4 separate regions of the Homo sapiens genome follow, and regions 1, 2 and 3 are each linked to region 4. A link is a loop called in an ENCODE intact Hi-C map of the cell type or tissue named here. Cell type or tissue: endothelial cell of umbilical vein. All regions are shown on one strand. Links, peaks and the distances in the headings refer to the core of each region. The heading gives the core; the rest is flanking DNA. Region 1 overlaps AHCYL2 (adenosylhomocysteinase like 2). Region 2 overlaps NRF1 (nuclear respiratory factor 1). Region 3 overlaps UBE2H (ubiquitin conjugating enzyme E2 H). Region 4 overlaps UBE2H-DT (UBE2H divergent transcript).

Evidence for each region. A loop is a pair of places that touch in the nucleus more often than their neighbours do. Peaks named below come from ENCODE experiments on the same cell type or tissue, not always from the same donor. Only the 100,000 strongest peaks of a DNase experiment are listed, where the experiment ranks them.
Region 1: a loop joins it to region 4, with 12 times the contacts of the local background. A loop is called at or near these places in 26 of 110 quality-filtered maps.
Region 2: a loop joins it to region 4, with 4 times the contacts of the local background. A loop is called at or near these places in 8 of 110 quality-filtered maps.
Region 3: a loop joins it to region 4, with 5 times the contacts of the local background. A loop is called at or near these places in 2 of 110 quality-filtered maps.

Annotation. Positions count from the first base shown.
Region 1 is chr7:129,364,976-129,371,182 of GRCh38, reverse strand. All of the region lies in intron 1 of AHCYL2 (adenosylhomocysteinase like 2), which reads right to left. LOC107986847 (a long non-coding RNA gene) reads left to right here. Exons shown (of 3, transcript XR_007060518.1): 3 at 2,289-3,159. Among named protein-coding and RNA genes, the nearest start is that of STRIP2, 66 kb to the left of the region's middle. In endothelial cell of umbilical vein, for the core only: a CTCF peak has its summit at 3,406 (motif pointing left); DNase peaks (open chromatin) are centred at 2,292 and 3,392.
Region 2 is chr7:129,641,930-129,648,136 of GRCh38, reverse strand. All of the region lies in intron 1 of NRF1 (nuclear respiratory factor 1), which reads right to left. Among named protein-coding and RNA genes, the nearest start is that of NRF1, 33 kb to the right of the region's middle. In endothelial cell of umbilical vein, for the core only: no CTCF peak of the experiment used is centred there; DNase peaks (open chromatin) are centred at 3,326 and 4,236; H3K27ac peaks cover 565 bases.
Region 3 is chr7:129,873,201-129,879,407 of GRCh38, reverse strand. All of the region lies in intron 3 of UBE2H (ubiquitin conjugating enzyme E2 H), which reads left to right. Among named protein-coding and RNA genes, the nearest start is that of UBE2H, 77 kb to the left of the region's middle. In endothelial cell of umbilical vein, for the core only: no CTCF peak of the experiment used is centred there; no DNase peak of the experiment used is centred there; H3K27ac peaks cover 331 bases.
Region 4 is chr7:130,007,590-130,013,796 of GRCh38, reverse strand. It overlaps UBE2H-DT (UBE2H divergent transcript), which reads right to left. Exons shown (of 4, transcript XR_007060520.1): 3 at 4,696-4,921. Among named protein-coding and RNA genes, the nearest start is that of ZC3HC1, 41 kb to the left of the region's middle. RefSeq lists enhancers at 1,260-1,419, 3,361-4,560, 4,357-4,856, 4,944-5,013, 5,114-5,193. In endothelial cell of umbilical vein, for the core only: a CTCF peak has its summit at 2,764 (motif pointing right); DNase peaks (open chromatin) are centred at 2,796, 3,436, 4,306, 4,596 and 1 weaker place; H3K27ac peaks cover 2,613 bases.

The sequences.
Region 1 (6,207 bases), core at 418-5,417, 640 kb after region 4:
ATGGGAACATGAGTAAGACACTCGTTAAAACTTTAAATTGAAACTTTGGCCCAACATGGGAGCTGGAGCAACGGTTTTTTTCTTGGGGATTAAAAGACACTTTAACATTTTACAAGTAAGGTCTGGAAATCCATCGGCAATACACTAGAGGGTGCTCAGAGGTTAGCTTTCTTGGCTAAGTGGCTATCAGTAGCAACCTAATGAAGTACTTTCAGACCAAGTCAGGAGTCAATGACTTACGTGGTATCTGAAAGAAAGCCTCAAAAGTCTTTGGCAAAGAAAAGCTAGCAAATGAGACAATCGTGTTATTGAAGACTAGCTCCTCCCTATTCCTTTTTATTGCTGTTCAAAATACTGAGCAAAGGTATTTTCCTGCTATTTAAGAGAGAATGGCTGAGAAATTCCTAAGTGAGAGTAATACCTTATTAAAAACAGAACAGAGCAGAGCTGTGCTTTTCTAAATTATTATTTTGTTTGTTTGTTTTGAGACGGAGTCTCACCCTGTCGCCCAGGCTGGAGTGCAGTGGCGCGATCTCAGCTCACTGTAAGCTCTGCCTCCCGGGTTCATGCTATTCTCCTGCCTCAGCCTCCAGAGTAGCTGGGACTATAGGCGCCCGCCACCACGCCCGGCTAATTTTTTGTATTTTTAGTAGAGACCGGGTTTCACTGTGTTAGCCAGGATGATCTTGATCTCCTGACCTCGTGATCTGCCCGCCCTGGCCTCCCCCAAAGTGCTGGGATTACAGGCGTGAGCCACCGCACCCGGCTGCAAATTTTTTTATTTATTTTTTACCAACCAAGACACAACACTAAAGAGCTGTGTTTTATTAAATAAAGAGTGTTTTCTAAAAGCTGGGAAGCCCTAGATCATATCCCTTATGCAGTGGTCACACCAACTCCTTTAGGGCAGTCTTCCCATTCACATTAACTAGAAAGAAGGTAAATGGGTGAAAGTTCAGCAGGAGCCACTACTGAACTTTGAGGGGATGTGCTAAGCTTGTAAGACGGTGAGGACTATGACAGAAATAAGAATTATTATAAAACTTTGATTGATTCTGAGTTGGCACACTAATGTTCAGTAGAATTCTTCTGTAATATTCCTTTATAGAAATACCAAAGTTTGATACCTTAACGTGGCCCTTCCCTTAAGAAAACCAAATTTCTTTTTCCCTCTTCTTGTTATTAGTGAGTAGCAAGAAATTCAAAAAAACTCAACCCAATCAGAAGTATTACATAAATCCTTCCATTAATTCTAAAACACTATGTTACTTGGAATAAGCTTGTAGATGGATAGGTTTTCTTTCCACAAAATGTTTTAAAATTGAACACAAGACTGAGCGTGGTGGCTCACACCTGTAATCCCAGCACTGTGGGAGGCCGAGTTGGGTGGATCACCTACGGTCAGGAGTTCAAGACCAGCCTGGCCAACATGGTGAAACCCCATCTCCACCAAAAATACAAAAATTACCCGGTATGGTGGTGCACACCTGTAATCCCAGCTACTTGGGAGGCTGAGACAGGAGAATCACTTGAACCCAGGAAGCGGAGGTTGCAGTGAGCTGAGATCACGCCACTGCACTCCAGCCTGGACAACAGAGCCAGACTCCATTTCAAAAAAAAAAAAAAAAAAAACCTGAACACAATGTTCTGAAACGACATTAAGAAGAACAGCAATAACCTCCCCCAAAACAATAAAAAATAGTTGTAACAATGAGTTGAAATGTAAGTTCCTCAGGGGGCCTTTGTTAGGCCTACTATATATTCTATCTCATTATCAATAGTTATTTCTTCAAATCCATAATTCTATAAACACTAAAAAGAACTTGAAATATGTTTTAGAGAGTCTAACTAGTTTTCCATAGTGGGGAAACACAAATCTGTAAACATAAACCTGTGTGGGCTGTAAGAAATCAGGCTAAATCTAGAAGAAACTATTTAGAAACATAAGGATGGTTATTGTCTTTAAAAGTTGAAATTCGATCCAATATAATAGGTTTATATGCTAGTTCTTATCAACAAATAAGTCCTTATTATCATTTTAGTAAAACTACTGATCAGGCAAACATGGTATTCTGAAGAACTGTACCAAGAGAGCTGCAGTTCCTGCCATAGAGAAATATATATATAAAGGATAGCTGGGGGGGAAATAGGGAAATGTTGTGACTGAAGGGAAAAATACGGGCAGGGAGGGGAGAAATGTTTGCAATCTTTGCAGACTTCAGAGAGCACCATTTCTGTAAGTTCTGTTTTTGTTTTTTCTCCTCATTGTTCTTTTTCTTTACCCCCAGAGAAACAAATGAAGCATCAGGTTGAAAACAGAAGTGCAAAACAGTCACAGGAAACACAACCCATACATCACACCAGCAGCCGGAGGAAAGCCCCTGCCCACCAGAGATGACCAGGCAACAAGCCCTGGCCAGGCAACTCTCACACCTTTCCCAGCTTCGTGGATAATTAAGAAACAGTGGTGACCTAGTACCTAGGAACTAATCAGAACGTAGAGTAATAACTGTTTTTCCAACCACGGATCTTGGTAGGAGCTTCTCAGAGGTGATCCTTGTCACCCGTCAGAAATGGTTGCCTCTCATTATCAAGAAACAGAAGGAGAAACAAAACGACCAGTGAACTCACCATCCACTCAGGCATGTGAAAAGCTGAGGTGCCCTCATTACCGTCCCACTTCTCCATAGTGCAGGCTTGGGTAAGATATGTCCTGAAGCAAAAGGGAAAGCTGGTTTGGAAATACTGGGGTTATCTGAGTGCCCCAAAGCAGACCCAACCCTAGTGAGATTCAGAAGTTCACAGTGGCTAGCAGAAGCTGCATCCCTTTTCACAGCAGCCTCCGATTCAAATCAAGAGCATTAGTCAACTGCCTGACAACCCCTTACTGGCCGGCTTCAAAGCCTTCTGTGTCTGATTTCAAAATCAGAGCTGATGCAAAGTGCTGCACCCAGGCACTGTGCTTCTCACAGGGCACTCACTGTTTTAATGCTACCCAAACACTCTACCCGCACCTCCCCAGTGGGGACTTTCTGCAGCAATAGTTGGACTTCCTTCTTTCCCTGTGTGTGAGGCACTTGTGAATTCTCTCCCACCCTTCAGGACACGTCACTGGAGGTGCGGATACCAAGATCAATAAAGACTGAGGTCAGGAAGGCACTCCCATTTCTCAAGAGTTGCTTGATTTGGATCAGTAAACAGGCGTTTCCTTGAAATCAAGAGCTCCTAGGGCTTTCAAGTTTAAACAGCTATGCAGAAGCTCCCCATCTGCTCACACCAGGGGTCTGGCACCAAACTCTCGCATATCTCAAGTTAGAGTCTTATTGCATGGGAGGTTCGGATGGAGCCTAGGAAGATCTTTTTCAAAATCAGAATTTCTTAGCAGCTCTAAGAAAGTTCTGGGACGACAGCTCCCTCTGCTGGCTCCCTGTGCTACATACACGAAGGCCTCAGGGCCCGCAGCTACAGACACACAGGTGCTGATTGCAAAGTGACTTCACTGAGGCTAGTCAGAAGCCACCACAGTGTAGGTTTAGAGGACAGCCAGGGTTTCCAACCAAGACTAGTGCTGCCTCAAAGTCCCTAACCAATGCTGGATTTTACACACAGATCTGGTTTCAGGAAGAAACAGGATGCCAGTGCAGTAGCCCTGTACACTATCACCTTAAAGGACCTCCGAAGTTGTTTCTGCTTTATCTCTCCATACCAACTCCCTCCTTGCTGCACACTTCAGAATTTTGGAAATAAGACATAACTAGAAAAAAGGTAAGCTAGCCTATCTCACCTGCTTAGTTCATTCCTAGAGTATATTATCCAATAAGAGTACCACAGGTTTCAGGCACAAAGGAAGCCTAACAAGATATGCCTGCTTTGGTCCCTTTAAGGACCAGGACTCTTTACAGTGTTAATTCCCATTGAAGAGGATAGTTTCTCTACAGCTAACAGTGACAATATTATAATTATGATTATAGGCTCTGTGAAAGGAAAACATCTTGGGCCCCCAAAATCACTAAGCCAAAGGGAAAAGTCAAGCTGGAACTGCTTAGGGCAAACCTGCCTCCGATTCTATTCAAAATCACCCCTCTGCTCACTGAGATAAATGCACATCTGATTGCCTACTTTGAAGAGGCCAATCAAAAACTCAAAAGAATGCAACCATTTGTCTCTTATCTACCCATGACCTGGAAGCCCCCTCCCTGCTTCCAGATGTCTCGCCTTTCCAAACTGAACCAGTGTTCATCATACATATGTTGATTGATGTCTCATGTCCCCTTAAAATGTATAAAACCAAACTGTGTTCTGACCACCTTGGGCACATGTCATCAGGACCTCCTGAGGCTGTGTCATGAGTGCACATCCTCAATCTTGGCAAAATAAACTTTCTATAAACTTTTTTTTTTTTTTTTGAGACAGAGTTTTGCTCTTGTTGCCCAGGCTGGAGTGCAATGGCGTGATCTCGGCTCACCGCAACCTCTGCCTCCCAGGTTCAAGCAATTCTCCTGCCTCAGCCTCCCGAGTAGCTGGGATTACAGGCATGCACCACCACGCCCGGCTAACTTTGTATTTTTAGTAGACAGGGTTTCGCCATGTTGAGGCTGGTCTCAAACTCCTGACCTCAGGTGATCCACCTGCCTCAGCCTCCCAAAGTGCTGGGACTACAGGCATGAGCCAGCACGCCTGGCCAACCTTGGCAAAATACTTTCTAAATTAACCGAGACCTGTCTCAGATGTTTGGGGTTCACAGTTCATCACCCTGTAAGGCCTTCATTACTTAAGAGAATGGTCCTTTGGATTTGGAATGGAGGAGAGGAAGGTAATATCTATGGAAGAGGTACTGTAAGATGCCAGAGAGGGCAGAATTCAAATGAATGGCCAGAGGTTTGACTGGAGAGAAAGGCAGGTGAAAACAGGGACTGTTGAACCAGGTGCATTCAGACGTATCAAGGGATCACAGGGAGGGTGGAGAGCAGGCGAAATAAGAACAGCAGAGGTAGAAGTAAAGGAAGCTGTGGTCATAGAGGAGCTATGGAGTTGAGGCGACTTGAGTGATGTCAGGACACAGGGTGATGAGATGCAGGGAAAATAAGGCCCACTGAAGTCAGAGTGTCAACTCTGATAAAGTCTTAGCTCCTAGCAACCTCTAATTATTGTCCTCTGTCTTCCTTTAAACCCAGAGGACTTCTTAAAATGAGAAGTCACATCTGTTACCTAAATTGCCAATGGTGTATTTCATCTGTGCTTTAAATGCAACACATCTACAATCAACATTATTGCTGTCTTTCCTTTCCCGCCCCCCTCCAAACAACACTTTCTTCTCCTCACTTTTTGTGTTTGTGATGCCACTGTCCTCAGGCAACCATATATGAAACCTCAGGCACCTTTGATTTCCCCCTTTTCCCACAGTCCCCAGAACAATCACTTGGATATTATTTCTGTGCCCTCCTCCACCAAACCTTTCATCTATCCCTTTCTGTTCATTTTCACTGCCTCTTAACCCTCTACAAATCCTTTCCCAGAAGACAATCCACTTCATACCCATATATATATATATATACTCTATCCTCCAGGTAAACTGTATTATCTGCTACTTCTTGAATGTAAAGACTACACAGTATGGTGACCATGAACACTGGTTTTGGAATCAGACAGAGTTAGGTTAGAATCCTGCCTCTGCCACTTACTTGACCTCTCTATATAACTCCAATTTCCAATTTGTATGGTGGAAATAATAAGAGCTACCTACCTAACAGGACTGATGCAAGGATTTTAAAAGGGTACATACTCTAAGGAGTTAATTAATGGTAGCTCTTAATTATGTTATTATCATGCTGTGTTCTTTCCTACCTCAATGCCTTTGCTCATGTCATTTTCTCAAATCAAAATGCATTCGTTTCTGCCTTCACTTCCATTATCTTCACTTTTTCAAATATTTAAAGGAATGATAGTTCTACCATGAAACCTGACCTTAAAAAAGGAATCTCCCCTTCATCTAATATTGTTCTTTGGCTATATCACTATTCTCACCATTCCTCAAATTATAGTTCCTATGTATGTGTGCTACCCCTTGTTAGTCTCCAGGCTCTTCAGGGGCTTAGCCTACTTTGATTTGCCTACAATACCTGCGATATAGTAGGTGCTTAAGAAATTACCAAATTTAAAATTTATGTATGCTGTACGTATTCTTAATTATACTTTGGGGGCAACTTG
Region 2 (6,207 bases), core at 384-5,383, 370 kb after region 4:
GTGGGACTCGGGATGGGGAAAGAGTGGCAAAAGACTATTGATTTTTATTGTAAGTCCTTCTATTTCATCTTTTATTATATGAATGTATTACTTTGACTTTTAACAAAATGAGCTTTAAAAACAAATAGCTATGATATAGTCTTCCAAACTGATCCTTTTGAAAATTAAAATTAAATGACATGTTAGAGCAAACTGTCACTAGATAAATAAAGCTCCCTTCTTACGTTAAGAACTGAGAACAGCACAGTTCAAGTTTAGAAGTGGCCTTGCCTTGAGGAAGACAAACTCCTAATTTGCGGCATCTAAAACTAACAAAATTGTATGACTAATCAAATATTTTTCATACCAATAGGTTAACTTTGTAAATATTCCTTAATACTAATAACACGATAATCCAGTTAACAATGATGCTTTTATATAATGCTTAAGAAAAATAAGCTTTGGGCTGGGCGTGGTGGCTCACGCCTGTAATCCCAGCACTTTGGGAGGCCAAGGCTGGGGGATCGCGAGGTCAGAAGTTTGAGACTAGCCTGACCAACATGGTGAAACCCTATCTCTACTAAAAATACAAAAATTAGCCAGGGGTGGTGGCTTTAATTCCAGCTATTCTGGAGGCTGAGACAGGAGAATCACTTAAACCTGGGAGTCGGAGGTTGCAGTGAGCAAAGATCGCACCACTGCACTCCAGCCTGGGCAACACAGCGAGACTCTGTCTCAAAAAAAAAAAAAAAAGCAAGAAAAGAAAAAAAAGCTTTACCACACAACTTCATAATGACTTAGGGATGAGTGGATGATTTTATGAAAATACTGTAAGCGCCAGGCATGGTGGCTCATGCCCGTAATCCCGAGAGGCCAGAGGCGGGCAGATCGCGAGGTCTGGAGTCAGCCGGGCCAACATGGTAAAACCCCGTCTCTACTAAAGATACAAAAAATTAGCCGGACATGGTGGCACATGACTGTAATCCCAGCTACTCTGGAGACTGAGGCAGGAGAATTGCTTGAACCCGGGAGGCGGAGGTTGCAGTGAGCCAAGATCGCGCCACTGCATTCTCCAGCCTGGGCGACAGGGTGCGACTCCATCTCGAAGAAAAAAAGAAAAGAAAATACTGTAAGCTCACTGAAGTCAGGGCTCGGGTCCATAAAGTCTCTATGAATAGATCTATCATAATGTGCTCTTTGATAAATGATTGTGGGTAATCAGCTGCACATTTTAATAACTAAAGCTACACCCAGGCAGTTACAGTTTCTGTAACTCTCCTACAAGGTTATGCTTGCTGTTTATCTCTCTCTCTCCGTCTCACTTCCAAGCCCTGTCTTCTATTCTTGTCAGAGTTGCACTATTCCTCGCTCTGGGGCTGAGCCTGCCAACCATGTTTTCCAGACTTTACTGCCAGTATCCTGTTAGGTTTTGCCTAGGGAGACTGGAAGGGGAGAGAAGAAGGGATTTCTTTGCTGTTTTCATTGTTATAATATCAGCATTGCTCCAGCAAGAGGAGTGTTGCACCTCCCAACTCCAGCTGTGCCTCTTCTCTCCTGGTGGTTGAGTACCAGCTGAATGGCATTCCACTAGGAGATCAGATTACCAGCTGCAGGAGGACCTCTCTGAGCTTCCAGGTTCTTCTCTTCTGTTCCCCCAAACCTAGGGGTGGTAGTGCTTCCTATCTGGATTACCCCAGTGTCTTTTGTGCTCTTTCATCTTGTAACACCTGTGTACCCAGTTCCCAGAATTAAATTATCTGAAATGCCACACATGGTTTTCTAGGCCCCGATTAATACTTAAAGAAGAAAATACATACTTGCATTCAAAATTACTCATACAGTGCTGGTAAGCAGCAATCCGGGATTCTCATACCCTCAATAAAGAAGTGATGTAAAAAATGAAGCCCATTTTTACAAGACTACAATTAGAGTTTCTGTTTTCAGACACTGATGAATCTCAAATTTAATGAATCATTAAAAAGATGCTAAGCTATAGAGTATAAAATGTCTCACAGGCCTGGCGCGGTGGCTCACGCCTGTAATCCTAACACCTTGGGAGGCAGGTGGATCAGCTGAGGTCAGAAGTTCAAGACCAGCCTGGCCAACATGATGAAACCCTGTCTCTACTAAAAATACAAAAATCAGCCGGGTGTGGTGGTACACGCCTGTAGTCCCAGCTGCTCGGGAGGCTGAGGCAGGAGAATCGCTTGAACCCGGGAGGCGGAGGCTGCAGTGAGTTGAGATGATGCCACTGCACTCCAGCCTGGGCAACAAAGTGAAACTGTATCTCAGAATACATAAATACATAAAAATAAAATGCTTCACACAGACAGAAATGGGACACTTAGAAGTGAGAAGGGAGCATAGACAGGAAAGTAGGTGATATCAACACAAACTTATGTTTGTGAGTCTATCTGACCTACTCTTTAAGTCTAACATTCCTGCAAACCTCAAAATCAACATCATAGTACTATACTGTCTCTTCATAGAAATAACACTGACAAACAGAAAATAATTTGTCATATTACTCGATGAATAGATCAGGTTTTTGGAAACCAAAGAAAATGTGGTAGCAATGGTACCTTTGACCTTTATCTACCATCCTAACTCCCTAGCGGACTGCGTAGACCTACTGAAAATCAGTGGTGGGTAATGGCTATCATTTCCAGCATGGGAAAGAGCGATTTAGAGTTACCATTCTTTTTTCTTATTATACAACTGGGCTCAGCATGTACAAGTGTCTGGAGAGTCTCCTCTCCATTCTACCTCATGCCTACTTAAACACATCCTCACTTCTCCGGCGGGGTGGTACAAACTCTGGAACCAGAATACTGTATTCCATTTCTTGCTCTGCCACTTACTAGCAACTTGGAGAAGTTTCATTTGACTTTTTCTGTCTTAGTTGTAACATCTGTCAAATGAAGGAAAATAACAGAATCTACTTCATAGAATTACTGGGGACAAAATGAATTACTATTTGAAAAAGGGCTTAAGGGGACATGGTATATAGTGAGTGCTATATAAGTGTAACTTATTCTTATTCCATGTACAAAGATGAGGACAGCAAAGAAATGTTGAAGGGACAGTTACATGATTTTTTTTTTTTTTTTTACACTGGGTGAAATAATGTTTACAGATCACATTAGGAATTTTGACCATACAAATACCTCTATCATAGAGTTCTTAATCGTTTTTGAATCATAAACTTTCTTGGGGATGGGTGAAAGCTACAGAGCTCCTCCCTAGAAAAATGCTACACATACAGAATTCTCCAAAATATTCCAATCTTCTTCTATTCAAATTATAAATAGACTATGTATTACTAGAACACTAGAGGGTGCCACAAGCAAAGGAAAAAATGTAAAGACAGCATGGGGAATTTTGGCTTGCCGGAACATCTTTCCATAGAGAAGAGTTAAGTCAATGTACTTCATCAAATGCTTAAAATATGTCAACTCTCTTATAGGTTCTGGATTAGCACTGTCTGGTAGAACTTTCTGCAATGATGGAAATATTCTAAATGTGTGCTGTCCAAAACTGTAGCTGGACATGTGGACTACTGACCACATGAGATCATAAGGAATTAAATGTTTAATTTTAATTAATATTAAATGGCCATATGTGGCTTGTGGCTACTATATTGAACAGTGCAGTTCTACATTCTAAAAAGTTTTGACTTGCTTCTTATCACAGGCCATTATCTATCAGTGTGAAGGTAATTTCTAATAGAGTGGGTTCATACAATTATTCAGGCCATTTGTCCCTTGTGATAATTCAGCACTATAGAGACAGAAATAAAGATTGTCAGCGTTTTGTCCTTGCCCTACAGACGTTCACAGTCAAAAGTACGCTGTCTTTTTACTCATTATAGATGACCCTACCTACCTAATTTCCTATGTTTCTTTACTGAAACATCTCTCTAAGCCCCTGGGTTATAAGAGCTTAAAAAATAAATAAGTGTATACTGAAAGACTGAATTAATACAGTTAAGTAAGTAGGCTTTCGCCATTTAAAAAACAAATCCTATTCTAGTGATATTTGCTAAGGGTTAAGGGAGCACAGAGAAGACAAAACTGCAAGGACATGGGGCAGGCATCCTGAAGGAAATGACAGAGTCTACAGTCAGAAGCTCGTCAGGCTCCAGAATGAAAAAAAGGGCACTGCAGGCAGCAGCAACGGCTTGTGAAAGCACATGGCATAGCAAGGGGACATCAATGAACGCGCAGACAGCAGATTCAGGGGGAGTCTGGGGACCAAAGGAACACAGCTCCCAACTGCCTCCACACCAGATTCTTTCTTTACACTGCCATTTAGTCTACTAAAAATAAAGCTAATGCTGACCCACCTGTCAAAATGAAAGCAGTCTATCCACACTGTATAACATCTTGTAGCTTACAACCCTGTGTCTGGCACACTGCCTGAATGAAGTAGGTGCCTAGTGAAGGTTGGTGACAACAATAAAAAAGCATTAGAGAGTGCATTCTCAAATATGTAGACGCTTACCAGAAGCTACACATATCAATAAAAAGCAGGTGAGTTGTTAAAGCTATCCCTGGTTTAGAAAGATGGTGAATAGGAAGTTTGGTCTACCCAAGCATTTGCAACTGGGTCAGAATGCAGCTGGCATGGCTCTTTTTGCAGAATAATTGTTTGTCCACAGCTGCTCCCAAATTACCAAAAATCAAATAAGTAGTTGCCATGTGTGATAGCAGGATTAGAGGCTGCCTCAATTTCCATTATGGAAAAATAACGTAAATTGCCACAAGTCCCGCCCCCCAGTCTCAAATAAGCACAAAGGACACTTTTATTCAGATCCTGCATACTGTGAAACAGCATTGTTGCCTGGCTGCTTCAGTGGCGGGCTCAATTCTGCTGGATCTGTCACTACACAACCAACAGCCAGTTAAAGCTATTTCCTAGCTTCTGCAGGACAGCTCAATTCATGATTTTTCTTCTGAAATAACTGAACTAAGGATTTGTTTCTGGATAAAATTATGAAAGTATTTAAGTGCCAATACCACAGACCTAGGAATCTCTGCTATTCAATCATTCTCTCCTTCATTCAACAAATATTTACTGAATTCTTATCAGGTACTCCTACATTATTGTAGCATGTGTATTCCAAGAAAACCTATGACTGGCAATTCTAATTTTGTATCTCTAAGTTTAAAAAGTGTATTCTCAGCCTGGGTGAAATGGTGAAACCCCATCTCTACTAAAAATACAAAAACCAGCTGCGTGTGGTAGTGCATGCCTGTAGTCCCAGCTACTTGGGAGGCTAAGGTGGGAGGATGGAGTGAGCCCAGGAGGCAGAAGTTGCAGTGACTTGAGATTGCACCACTGTACTCCAGCCTGGAAAACAATGGGACCCTATCTCATTTAAAAAAAAAAAAAAAAAAATTTTTTAAAGAATGTATTCTTTTAGAAGTGACTTGTGTTCTTTGGGGGTAACTGAGAAAATATAGGGGAATTAAAAATAAACACAAATCACTGTAACCTGAGATAGCTACATTACCAAGTTAACTATTTTATGTATATGCTTCCAGCATTTCCCCTGCTAGTTTCTTATACAGTTGGTTTTGTTTCATTGTTTTTAAACAAAAATGAGCCTATATTGTATATACTGTATTACAAATATTTTTTCACTTAATATAGATTAAAATATTCCATGTTATTAACATTTTTGTATCTTTTTTAAATGTCTACAGAGCATTCCCTGTAAGAACATACAGTAGTTTAGTTTACCAATCCTCTGAAGTCATTTAGGTTATTTCCAATTTCTCACTATTATAAATAGCACTGTTAATGATAACTAGTATTCAATAAATATCTCTTGAATAATGAGTAAATAAATGGTTTAATAAGCTGAGTCTTGGCTGGGCGCGGTGGCTCACGTCTGTAATCACAGCACTTTGGGAGGCTGAGGCGGGCATATAACTTGAGGTCAGGAGTTCAAGACCAGCCTGGCCAACTGGGTGAAACCCTGTCTCTACTAAAAAAAAATACAAAAAATTAGCTGGGCATGGTGGCGAGTGCCTGTAATCCCAGCTACTAGGGAGGCTGAGGCAGGAGAATTGCTGGAACCTGGGAGGCGGAGGTTGCAGTGAGCCGAGGTTGTGCCACTGCACTCCAGCCTAGGCAACAGAATGAGGCTCTGTCTCAAAAAATAAAATAAGCTAGGCTGGGTGCGGTGGCTCACACCTGTAATCTCAGCACTTTGGGAGGCTG
Region 3 (6,207 bases), core at 555-5,554, 130 kb after region 4:
TATAGTGTGTTAGAAGACGTTTAAATATACTCTTTGCATAATTATAATGACCATTACTTTAGATTTTTGTCTTTTGGTGTCAGATTAAACCAGCTTTAAGGCCCCACTGTTCTTTAAGCTGTTAGCAGGAAAATAATAAACATATCTTAAGTCTAATTTTGAATGCCAGATTGCAAGAATGAATGTTACATAGTATGTGTTTTAATCCTATCATTTTCAGAAATTCTCCCTAGATCCTACTTTGCTTTTTTGTTCACTCCAACTCTGGGTACCTTACAATTAAATGACCCTTTGCAGTCTTCCCACCTCCAGTCTCTTTAGCCCCCTAAACAGCAGAAGAAAGAATAGAAACCTCAGTGGGGTTGTACAAAGAGGTACTTTCTCCTCACCTTCATCTCCTTTTACCTTAATGGGTGATGTTATTTACCTGTCACCCCCATTGAGGCACTCAGTGACAGATCTATCTGATTGAAGGTGGACACCTTTAAATATTTGGAGACTGTAGAATGGTAGTAATTTAGTTAATTTAAGCCAGCTTTTTTTTTTTTTGCTTCACTTTATACATGTCTAAAATATTATAAAATATTGAACAATTTTAAGTAAGAACAATAAAATTGTAATATATTGAGCATTCTCTGAGAATCAGACTAAGCCTCATGTTCAGAATTGCCAGAGTTCAAACATTTTGCTACTGCTGTGGGCTTTTTTTTTTTTTTTTTTTTTTTGAGACGGAGTCTCACTCTGTCGCCCAGGCTGGAGTGCAGTGGCACGATCTCGACTCACTGCAAGGTCCGCCTCCTGGGTTCACGCCATTCTTCTGCCTCAGCCTCCCGAGTAGCTGGCACTACAGGTGCCTGCCACCACACCCGGCTAATTTTTTGTATTTTTAGTAGAGACGGGGTTCCACTGTGTTAGCCAGGATGGTCTTGATCTCCTGACCTCGTGATCCGCCAGCCTCGGCCTCCCAAAGTGCTGGAATTACAGGCGTGAGCCATTGCGCCTGGCTGCTGTGGGCTGTCTTAAGAAGTAATGCCCGATATCCTGGAGTCTAGACCACTCCCCACTACACCCCCACTCCTAACCAGTTGAATCAGAAATTTCTTTCTTGCTATAGGGGCCTCTAAGTTTCAGCGTTGTGAATGGTAAAGTGGGAGTGGAGCTGTGAGGTGTTGAGCCTTTGAGACAGCCCCCGAGCACATCTGACTTAGCACCTGTATAGGTGTAGAAACGTATACGCCTGTACACCTTCTCCTTTTGAGAGGGCTTTTCTGTTGTGTTGTGGTTCCCTGTCCCCAGTTTATTCATCTTCTAACTTTAGGGTGTTTCTGTCTACTCAGCCATTTAAAACTCTTATGTTGGTTAGTGATAGGACTTTAAAGCCTTTATAGAAGTCCATGCAAGTTCATTCAGATACATTTCATAAATACCTGTTTACCTAAAGGCTAAAAACTGGCATGCTAAGTCTAGTTTTGTTAACCCCACATTCCTAGTCAGAAAGGAAACAATAGAGCTTGTTGAAACTAAGAGTGAACTTATAGAAATGCAATTTCATATCCTGTAGAAATGTTATTTCTCAGACCTTAATGTATTTTTTCTAGATAATATGATTATCTCATCATAACTTTCTAGGTAATAATGTCTAAACTTTAGGCATTGCTTGTTTATTAACTAATGACACAAAAAGCCTCCACGCTTTCTTAAATTAATGATGCAATATGAAATTTGGTTGGGACAAATGACTAAGCTAATTTAACTTCTTCATAATTGTTTCTTTTGCCTTTCTGTGTGCTTTCAGGACTTGATAATGCCTACAAATGTGTATCATCTTCTGTTTGGAAAGTAGATTTAGCTGAAATATTTGTACAAGCTGTTCTTGTTTCCTCTAGAGGAAGGTTGCATAAGAGAGTTTCAATCAGTTGTGCGGGGTGACCCATTTTCAGGTCATCAACAGTGTAATTACTGTTGAGATGTGCTTTAAGCATTCAGAAAGGTTGTGGCTCACTTAGAAAAGGCAAGGATTCCTTTTTGAGTTGTGTAGATAGTTGTAAAATTATACAGAAGGGCGAGGAGGTAAGATCAACCCAATCTCAACATTCTTTTTAAATCTTGCCCCTGTTGTATCTGGGTAGGTGTAGTGTTCTTCCTGAGCCAAATTTTGAGCTTTTAAACAATCAGCTGTGCAAATTTAGATCAAACATCTTTAATGCTTGGCTCTTGGAATTTTGCAGTGTCTATGTACTTTGTTCTATTTTGTGTGTTTGTGTATGGATGTGTATTTTAATTGTATAAATGACCCATATCCATTAGAGCAATGTAAGAAAATCTGTAAGCCAAAGTAAAGAAAAATCAAAATGTCTCATAATCTTATCCCTTAAAGGGTGTCATTATTTACATTCTGGAATATGCTCTTTAAGACATTTCTCTCTGAATATTTAAATATATATATTCAATATAATGTGATATGCTTATCTTTGGGACACTCTCCAAATATAGTTTTAGAGGGCTGTCAGTAGTTACATGATTGCATGAGATGTCCCTTTAAAACAATTTGCATCTATAAATGAGTGGGTATTCGAAATAGTGGCATAGCTACTTTTTGGAAAGAAAAGGAATATAGGTAGACACCTTGGGAGGTTATGAACTTATTCTTATGATGCCATTATTGTTTCAAACACTTTGAGCTCTTTTTTTTGGAATTTTACTTCTGTTTCAGTATCATAAGTGATGGCAAATCTTGATGCTTTGAAGCTGGATGTGAATTTTTGAAATGGCTAACAGTCATTTAAGCCCAAAGAATAAGATGAATGGAAAAACGAGTAATATCAATTGGGGTATAAAACCGGCCCTCTAGGCACTTTGAAAAGAGTAAAAGATATAAAACTCCTTTAATCAACTATAACATCGCTGAATATTTGCATAATTTTCCAGAGAGACTGCTTTGAGATGAATCATATTTGAATCTTTTTCTGATTTACTTGAAAATTCAGACTTTCATATTTTTCATTCAGAAACATTAGTTCCTAGAGTGCTTAGCAATACTGCTGGGTGTTACTGTGTAGGAGTTAGGAGAGTGTGATTGGTCAGTGGACTGGTTATCAGGGTAGAGAAGTTCTGGCCCTGGTTCTCCTTGACCATGAGAGAGATATGCAGCTGACCCATTGTTTTCTCTGCTAGAAAATGAGATACTAGAATTAAACAGATTCTGCATGTTTGATATGACCAGTGTATTAAAACTCGGGGTACCTGGCATCCTGCTGGACATGACGAAGGCTACAGAAGATCTTTACTGGTTAGGAGAGAAGAAGAATGTAAATAAAATACTACGTGTACTTAATGGCATGGTTCCATTGTTTTTTAGGAGAGGTGTGAGTCAGCACCTCAATTTAGAAGAGAGAGCGTAAGGAAGACATAAGTTTCTACAAGAGAGATTGTCTTCACAAAAGCTTCAGAGTTGTTGAGGTGTGCATGAGGACTTTAGAGATACTCATTCAGAACCCCAAGTAATCCCCAGTTCATGAAGATTTTGTTTTATGCAAAGAAATTGCTGCAGAGACTGCCATAGCTCACACTTCTCGAGGTTCACAGTTTTTAGCCTTTGATACTTGTGCTCAGCTGTTAAGTGAAAGCTTTCACCAAACAGACTTGCAGTTACAGTGTGGGTGAAATAAAGATGAATGATCTCATAGAAGAGGGTAATACAGAGTAATTTTTAATAAAAAAAAATAAGCAGAGGATACAAAATGGTTTTATGTCTAATCCAAAAGAATGCAGATTAAAACGAAAGTACAGTATATGATTTGTCAAACTGGCAGATAAAACAGTGTTAGAAAAGGTATTATGATACAGCCAGTCTACCACTATGTATTGCTTGGTAAATATTTTATATCCTTCAAATAATTTTATTTAAAAAGTTAAAAATTATCTAAAGAAATATTTAGAAATGTGCACTGTCAAAAGAATACGTAAATTTTAGTGTTATAATACTTAAAAGTCAGAAGCAACCTAAATGACCCAGTCGGTGATAAAGTAGCTAAGTGATAGTGCATCTTAGTGGATAAAATGTTTTACCCATTAGTCATGTTTTAACACCTCTTTGAAGGGACACACAGGAAAATGTTTTTTATATAGTACAACTCTAATTTTTTCCTATACATTTCACATTTGAATGCCAAACTATTGATGTTATCCATAGCTGTTCAGTTAAAGGAGACTAAAAACATACTTTTCTGTAATTTCCAAATAGTCTACAATGTTTGCTTTTATTATAAAAGTAAATATTTTTAATCATATTGCAAATGTATGTCTTTTGACTGTCCTGTCTGTATCATTGTCTGAGTCTACACTTTGCTGTCTTTTGCTCTAGAAAGCCATCAGGCTTGGCCAGAATTCCCTGTGGTAGCTTGCTCAGGACCTGCCTAACCCACGTGTTTCCCAGCAGCCTCCCTTCTTTTTTCCTTTAAATTTTAATTATGTGTGTGTATAAGTGCACACACTGTTTTCCTTCCTTTGTTTTCTGCTTAGAGTTTAGAGTTTAGTCCATCTCAGATACTGTCTTTACGCGCAACTTTCTTCACTTCTTTCTTCCCCCTTTTTCTCTTCTCTTGGGTGGTTACCTCAAGTACTTCTCACCTTTTTCTTTTCTGCCTGACTCTTCCACTTCCCCCTTCCGTTGTTGCATTTTTCTCTTCATATGAACTGAAAAATGCCCCTCTTTAGAGCTAATAATCATAATGGGGATACTTTTGATAAGCCTAAGCCAAGGGAAAAAAAATATAAAAGTCTTCTAATAAAAGATACAGGGCCGGGTGTGGTGGCTCACGCCAGTAATCCCAACACTTTGGGAGGCCGAGGCGGGTGGATCATGACCTCAGGAGATTGAGACCATCCTGGCTAACACAGTGAAACCCCGTCTCTACTAAAAATACAAAAAATTAGCTGGGCGTGGTGGCGGGCACCTGTAGTCCCAGCTACTCAGGAGGCTGAGGCAGGAGAATGGCGTGAACCTAGGAGGCGTAGCCTGCAGGGAGCCAAGATCGTGCCACTGCACTCCAGCCTGGGCAACAGAGCGAGACTCTGTCTCAAAAAAAAAAAAAAAATTATATATATAAAAAAAATTAAATTCAGGGCTTATAGCCACTAAAGATCTTGCAACATCCAGAAGTTCTCTTCTGGATCTATTATATTCTCCTTCATATCATATCTACTTTACTTAAACACTAGCATTCCAGATAAAATTAAGATGTCATTTTATCTTACATTTAAATGATTATTGGCTACTATTAACAGAATTGTATCCTAATTTCAGATAGAACTATAGAATATTTTAGAATCTTTTGTAAATAACTTTAAGAGCAGCCTAGGAACCCTGTCATCATTTATACTTCTTAAAAATTAGAAAACTGTGTTATAAGGTACAGGTAACAAGTTTAGAAACCAATTTGTGAAATGCTACCGATCTATATCTACATATTTTCAGTGAGGAGGACCCTCTACTAGGAGCAGGCTGTATGCATTGCCTCTGGGTTGCAATTTGATGATACCAAAGCTGGGAAGGTAAGAGAAATGGTTGAGAACAGGATTCTGGAGGGACTGCTGAATGGTTTGCTGAATGTTGGTAGAATGGTCAGGTACAAAACCAGCAAGCTCGTGCTGCCATAGAACTTGATGTGAGGCCGAGCGCAGTGGCTCATCCTGTAATCCCAGCATTTTGGGGAGGCCGAAGTGGGCACATCACTGGAGACAAGGGGTTTGAGACCACCCTGAGCAATATGGAGAAACCCCATCTCTAAAAAAAAAAATACAAAAATTAGCTGGGCATGGTGGTGTATACCTTTAGTTCCAGCTACTCGGGAGGCTGAGGTGGGAGAATCACTTGAGCCCAGGAGGCAGAGGTTGCAGTGTGCTGAGATAGCATCACTGCACTCCAGCCTGGGTGACAGAGTGAAACCGGTCTCAAGAAATTAAAAAAAAAAAAAAAAAAAAGAATTTGATGTTAGTGGCATGAAGCAAGAACTTGCCAAACCCATTTGAGTAAATGGAGACAAAATGAAAAAGTCATGGGCAATACAATAGTTAAAATACTCTGAGCTGGCTGGGCGTGGTGGCTCATGCCTGTAATCCCAGCACTTTGGGAGGCTGAGGCGGGTGGATCACGAGGTCAGGAGATCGAGACCATCCTGGCTAACACAGTGAAATGCTGTCTCTACT
Region 4 (6,207 bases), core at 411-5,410:
GGGAATATCTTCCAAGCACTGTGAGTCTATGGTTTTCTTTCCCAAGCTCAAAGTTGAGATCTCCCTCTCACAGTAGAAAGGAGTATCTTGCAGCCACTCACGGGATACTAGTGCCCAGAAGAGAGTCTTTCTCCTGGCTCCTTTTTGATTTCAGCCAACTTTAATAGACTTAACAGGTGGAGCATTCTCTTTGGGGCTTTCCTCACTTATACTCTTCTTCTGGTTGTGGGTGCCTGAGAGCCACTTCTGAATCCCTTCCATCCTATTCCATCTTAGCAATAAAAACAGCTGCACGCACAGCTTGACCATCGACAAAAGTACAAACACTTCCTTCTCCTCAGTTTTCCTTTCTATGTTTAGTTTTATTTCTATTCTAGGTTTTCTTTGGCTTTATACAGCTGCCATCCTGGTCAGTTGGCCCATGCCCTCAGAAGTGAATGCTGCATTTAAACCCTTTAATTAGAGACCATTCATTCCATCTATATCCCATACTCTCTTTTATCTCATTGCTCCTTGGCTACAGCTGTGGTGGTTATTGTTTTTCTTGCCACAGTGCCTCTCTAGTTGAACTGACTGTTGTATAGCTGAAGCCAATTAGGAAGAGAGGGAAACAGGAACATACAAAGGCCTCTGTGTAGGACAGGTAGGTCATGGAGATTTGGTCACTTATCCAGAGATTATCCAACAAGTCAGATCATTATAATAACATACTCTTCAGCTTTCTGTACTCACTTCTTTCTATTAGCCACCTATTGATATCCCAGTAAGCAGATATGGAGGAAAATTGTTTCCTATAGTGTGTCAGTAACAGCCCTCAAAGGGATGGTAGTAGGAACAGAAAATGTGAAGCCTAGAAGGGACTCAAGATTCACCTCCAAGGCCTTCATAGTTCTCACGGGGAAGCCAGGATCACAGAGACAAGAAAATCCTTTTTAGCCTCTGTGTCCATTTCTTAGCCAGTCTTGTCCAACCTAACTAGAACCAATGGAGCAGAAGGAAAGGCACACAAGAATAACTTGACGGCACAACGGGTTTTGAGCCAATCAGAAGTGATACCAAGGCCAGGTGCAGTGCCTCACACCTATAGTCCCAGCACTTTGGGAGGCTGAGGTGTGCGGATCACTTGAGGTCAGGAGTTCAAGACCAGCCTGGCCAACGTGGTGAAACCTCATCTCTACTAAAAATACAAAAATTAGCCGAGCGTGGTGATGGGTGCCTGGAGTCCCAGCTATTTGGGAAGCTGAGGCAGGAGAATCACTTGAACCCGGGAGGCGGAGGTTCCAGTGAGCTGAGATCGCGCCACTGCACTCCAGCCTGGGTGACAGAGGGAGACTGCATCTCAAAAAAAAAGTGATAGCGAAACCAAGACTGCAGCTGGAGTCTACCTCCTACTGAAATGTGGGGAATCAGTCTTGAGCAGGAGAACCTCTGAAACTTGATTTTACTACTGCTGCAAATAGCTATCACTTGTAAGTACAGATTGTTTGCCAAGCACTGGTCTAAGCATTTTATCTTATTTAAGCCTCATAGCAGTCCTATGAGGAAGGTATAATTACTGTTCCATTTTTACAAATGAGGAAACAAAAGCATAAGTTAATTACTTTGTTCAGGGTCACACAGCCCAGTAAGTGAGGGCCGGGATTCAAACTCAGCCCATCAGCCTCCAAGGCAGACCCCACTGCCTGCCTTTAACCAAGGACATAGTTATACATGCATGACGATGTTTAATTCCATTGTTACTTGGGTTGTTTGTTTTTGTTTTTGTTTTGAGACAATCTTGCTCTGTTGCCCAGGCTGGAGTGCAATACTGCAATCTCAGCTCACTGCAACCTCTGCCTCCTGGGTTCAAGTGATTCTGCCTCAGCCTCCGTAGTAGCTGGAACTACAGGTGCCCACCACCATGCTGGACTGATTTTTTTTCCTTTTTTTATTTTTGAGACAGGGAGGGTCTCTGTCGCCCAGGCTGGAGTGCAGTGGTGGGATCTCGGCTCACTGCAACCTCCACCTCCCAGGCTCAAGCAATTCTCCTCCCTCAGCCTCCTGAGTAGCTGGGATTACAGGCATATGCCACTACCGCCCAGCTAATTTTTGTGTTTTTAGTAGAGATGGGGTTTCACCATGTTGGCCAGGCTGGTCTTGAACTCCTGACTTCAAGGATCCACCCGCCTCAGCCTCCCAAAGTGCTGGGATTACAGGCGTGAGCCACCGTGCCCAGCCTGAGACCTTTCTTCTGTAGATCCAGAGAAACCAGATGTCAAGGGAAATGCAATTTATCAGCTATTAAGTGATAAGAAAATCTCCCCTCCTAAGGATCGTGCCATCTCCCAAGTCTCCAAGAGCTGGGGCAAGTCACTGTAGCCAACTTGAGAATCAAGTTCAGGTATGAGGCCAGGCGTGATGGCTTATGCCTGTAATCCCAGCACTTTGGGAGGCCAAGGCAGGCAGATTGTTTGAGCCCAGGAGTTCAAGACCAGAGTAGACAACATAGGGAAACCCCGTCTCTACCAAAAAAAAAAAAAAAAAAAAAAGCCAGGTGTGGTGGCGTGCACCTGTAGTCCCAGCTCCTCAGGAGGCTGAGGTGCGAGGATCCCTTAAGCCTGGGAAGTCAAGGCTGCCGTGAGCTGTGATCACACCACTGCCCTCCAGCCTGGGAGATAGCGCAAGACCCTGTCTCAGAAAAAAAAAAAAAAAAAAAAAAAAAAAAAGTTCAAGAATGTGACCTCGGTGCCAGGCAAGAATGCTAGCAGTACCCACTACGGCCACTAGATGTCCCCCATGTTCCACTTCTGGCTTACCTAGCTGGACTTGCCAACACAAGACATCATCATTCTTACTTTGTCCTTATTTTGTTACAGGGTCTTTCCCCTAACCCCACTTAAGCTCTACCAAGTGCGGTGATGGAAACAGAAAGAAACTGAAAGCATTGAAACAGTCAGCAGAGAGACAGAAATGAGAATGGGTATTTATTGAGGAGACAGAGAAGGAAAAAAAAACCTCTAAATTTAAGGTCAGAGTTGGGGCCTTGCATCCAGGAATAGTGGCTCGAGTAGCAATGATAAGAACCCGATTGAATGGGAAGTCAACCGAAAGGGAAATCCAGGGGACTGTGAGCCATTGGCAGCCACCCTGGGACACATGCAGCCCTCCCCAGGTGTCATCCTTTGGCTGATCTCAGCACCCGCACTCAGGGCTGGGCCACCCCAGGGCCGACCTGCAAAGTTAGGCAAGCCACTAATGAAGCATGATGACACACTCACAGGGGCATGAGTGGTGTCTCATCACAGCCAGGGCACAGCCCAGACCCACCAGATGACCCTTTTCTTGTGAGGATTCCCAAGTCTATGACTAATGCTAATTAACCCTGACTCACAGTAGCACTGAGCACACAGAGGTCATTATCTCCACTGGAAGGAGTGGGGAAACTGAGGTGTGGAGTGGGGAAGCAGCTTTGCTCCATCAGTGTCACCAGGTCAGGAGTTGATCCTCCCTGCCCTTCTCAAAAGCCCGTGAGGCTGTTCTTGGTAATCAGCAGTAGACACTTCCGGTGGGGCTAAGGGATAGGGCCTTTCCCCACTGCTGTTTCCACGTGAGTCAGAGCCACAGAACTGGAAGCAGAGTTGTAGACTACTTGGTCTAATCCCTGAGGAGTCTGAAGGCCAGAGTGGGGAGTGAAGGCCAAGATCACACAGCAGGTTGTGGCTGAGCCACGCCTAGAATCCTGAGGCTTCTTGCTGAGTCCCCTTCTTGCACTACAGTCATCATGACAGAGCAGAAGAGAGGCAGTACCCTGTGAGAGTTAGGAGCACCAGCTCACTAGCCAGAAGTGGTGGCACGTGCCTATAGTCCCATTATACTAGGGAGGCTGAAGTGGGAGGATCGCTTGAGCCCAGGAGTTCGAGACTGCAGTGAGCTATAATTGCACCACTGAACTCCAGTCTGGGTGGCAGAGCAAGACACCTTGTTTATAAAAAAGAAAAATAAAGGGGGACAAAAAAAAAAACACCAGCTCTAGGTCAGGTAGCTTGGCAGGTGGATCTAGCAGGCTCTAGGTTCCATAGCCTGGGTACAGATCCTGGATTCACTGGTCACCAGCTGTGTGTTTCTGAACCTATGACTCAGCCTCAGCTTCCTCATCTGTAAATTAGGGATAATACTAGTAGCTGTGTCACAGGAATGTTTTGAGAATTCATTGGCATATGTGAAGTGCTTAGAGCAGTGCCTGGCACATGAGAAGTGCTCAGGAAATAGTAGCTGTTTGTTTAAGCTGGCTGTTTAAGCCCAGTTGCCTCTCTGGCCAAGTGTCTCCAGCTTGCCTGGTCTTTTGGGACTCCTGAAGGAAGGGAGCACCAAAACTATAGGTGTTAGGATCATGAGAAAGACACATACCAGTATCTCCTCACCAGACTGTCTGTGGTCTCAGTAGGCCTCTTTCAGCCCAGCGGCCTCCATGCCACCATCAGACAGCACAGGTGCTGGTGGATCAGCGCCAAGCCCAGCTTTAGAAGCATTGGGAAGCACCTTGGCAACAAGACATAAACCAAGATAACCACATTCCTACCAGTCTCCATGGACCCTGGCTCCGGGCCTGGCAAGGCCACCCTCAGGAAATGGCGGTACAATGACGACAGGAAAGCTTATGACAGGCATCACCCTGCTGGGCTGAGAACACTGGCTTGTTTGTCCAGCACAGCTTACCTGAGTCACCCATTGTGGAGTCTGCAGCCACCTGGGCCTGGAGCTAGGCCAGCAGGCTGCTTGGAGTCTGGAACACCTTCTGCGGGCTGAATCTGGCTAGGTCCGGCACTTGCTGCCTGTCCCCTCCTCAGAAAGCAGGTCAAGGCAGTTTGGCTCCGTAGATCTGGCTCCAAACAGTGAAGAGCCTGGTGGGGCCTGACAACAGTTCAGAGACGCAGAGCCTCCTCTGTGGGAAACAGAATGTGAACCGAGGCCTTAGAGTGTTTGGAAAATCAGCTCCACGAATCAGAGATGGACCGGGCAGCAGCTTCTCCCTCTCCTCCATCCCATGCTACACCCGTAGCCACTCTCTGTGCCCCACTGGTCCTCAGGGGGCCCTGGGCTCTCTTGCCAAGTCTCAGCACTGCCCAGGCCCATGCAGCCGGTCAACAGTGACTGGGCTCAACTCCCACTAACTCAACCTGGGGGTTTTCCAAAGTGAAATGAGGAACAAAATAGGTGCTATGTTTCACAGTACCAAGTTTTAAAATACTAATAAAATTAGAAAATACTTTTTCAGGCCGGGAGCAGTGGCTCACGTCTGTAATCCTAGCACTCTGGGAGGCCAGGGTGGGTGGGCCACATGAGGTCAAGAGTTTGAGACCAGCCTGGCCAACATAGTGAAACCCTGTTTCTACTAAAAATACAAAAATTAGCTGGGCATGGTGGCGTGTGCCTGTAATCCCAGCTACTTGGGAGGCTGAGGCAGAAGAATCGCTTGAACCTGGGAGGCAGAGGTTGTAGTGAGCCGAGATTGTGCCACTGCACTCCAACCCGGGCGACAAGGCGAGACTCTGTCTCAAAAAAAAAAAAAAAAAAAAAGAAAATACTTTTTTAAAAGGTGTAAAAAATGAGAATGAAAGTCCCCTGCCCCTTCTGGCCCTTGAGGGGCTTTCTACTGGAGGGACCATTTGTGGCATAGTTGGCAAGGGCACCCAAGAAGGCCAGAAGGGGACGCCCATGGGTGGGGACAGGAGGCACAGGAAGCAGTGTTTTAAGGTAGTGATCCCACAGGCCTAAGAAGGTGGCTCTGTTCCTCCAAGGAGTACTAAAGAGCCATCATAAAACAGTACTGACCGGGCGTGGTGGCTCACACCTGTAATCCTGGGAGGCCAAGGCAAGTAGATCACTTGAGGTCAGGAGTTCGAGACCAGCCTGGCCAACAGAGTGAAACCCCATCTCTACTAAAAATACAAAAATTAGCCAGGCATGGTGGCATGCACCTGTAATCCCAGCTGCTTAGGAGGCTGAGGCAGGAGAATCGCCTGAACCTGGGAGGCGGAGATTGCAGTGAGGCGAAATCGTACCACTGCACTCCAGCCTAAGCAAGAGTGAGATTCTGTCTCAAAAAAAAAAAAAAAGAAGACTGTCCTAGGGGACTTGGGATATGCAAGCTATGTGTGCTCAGTGCTCAGCACGAGGTGGTGACCTGGCGTTGGGGAGGCCCGAGCTGGAATAGGGAGCCTGGCTATC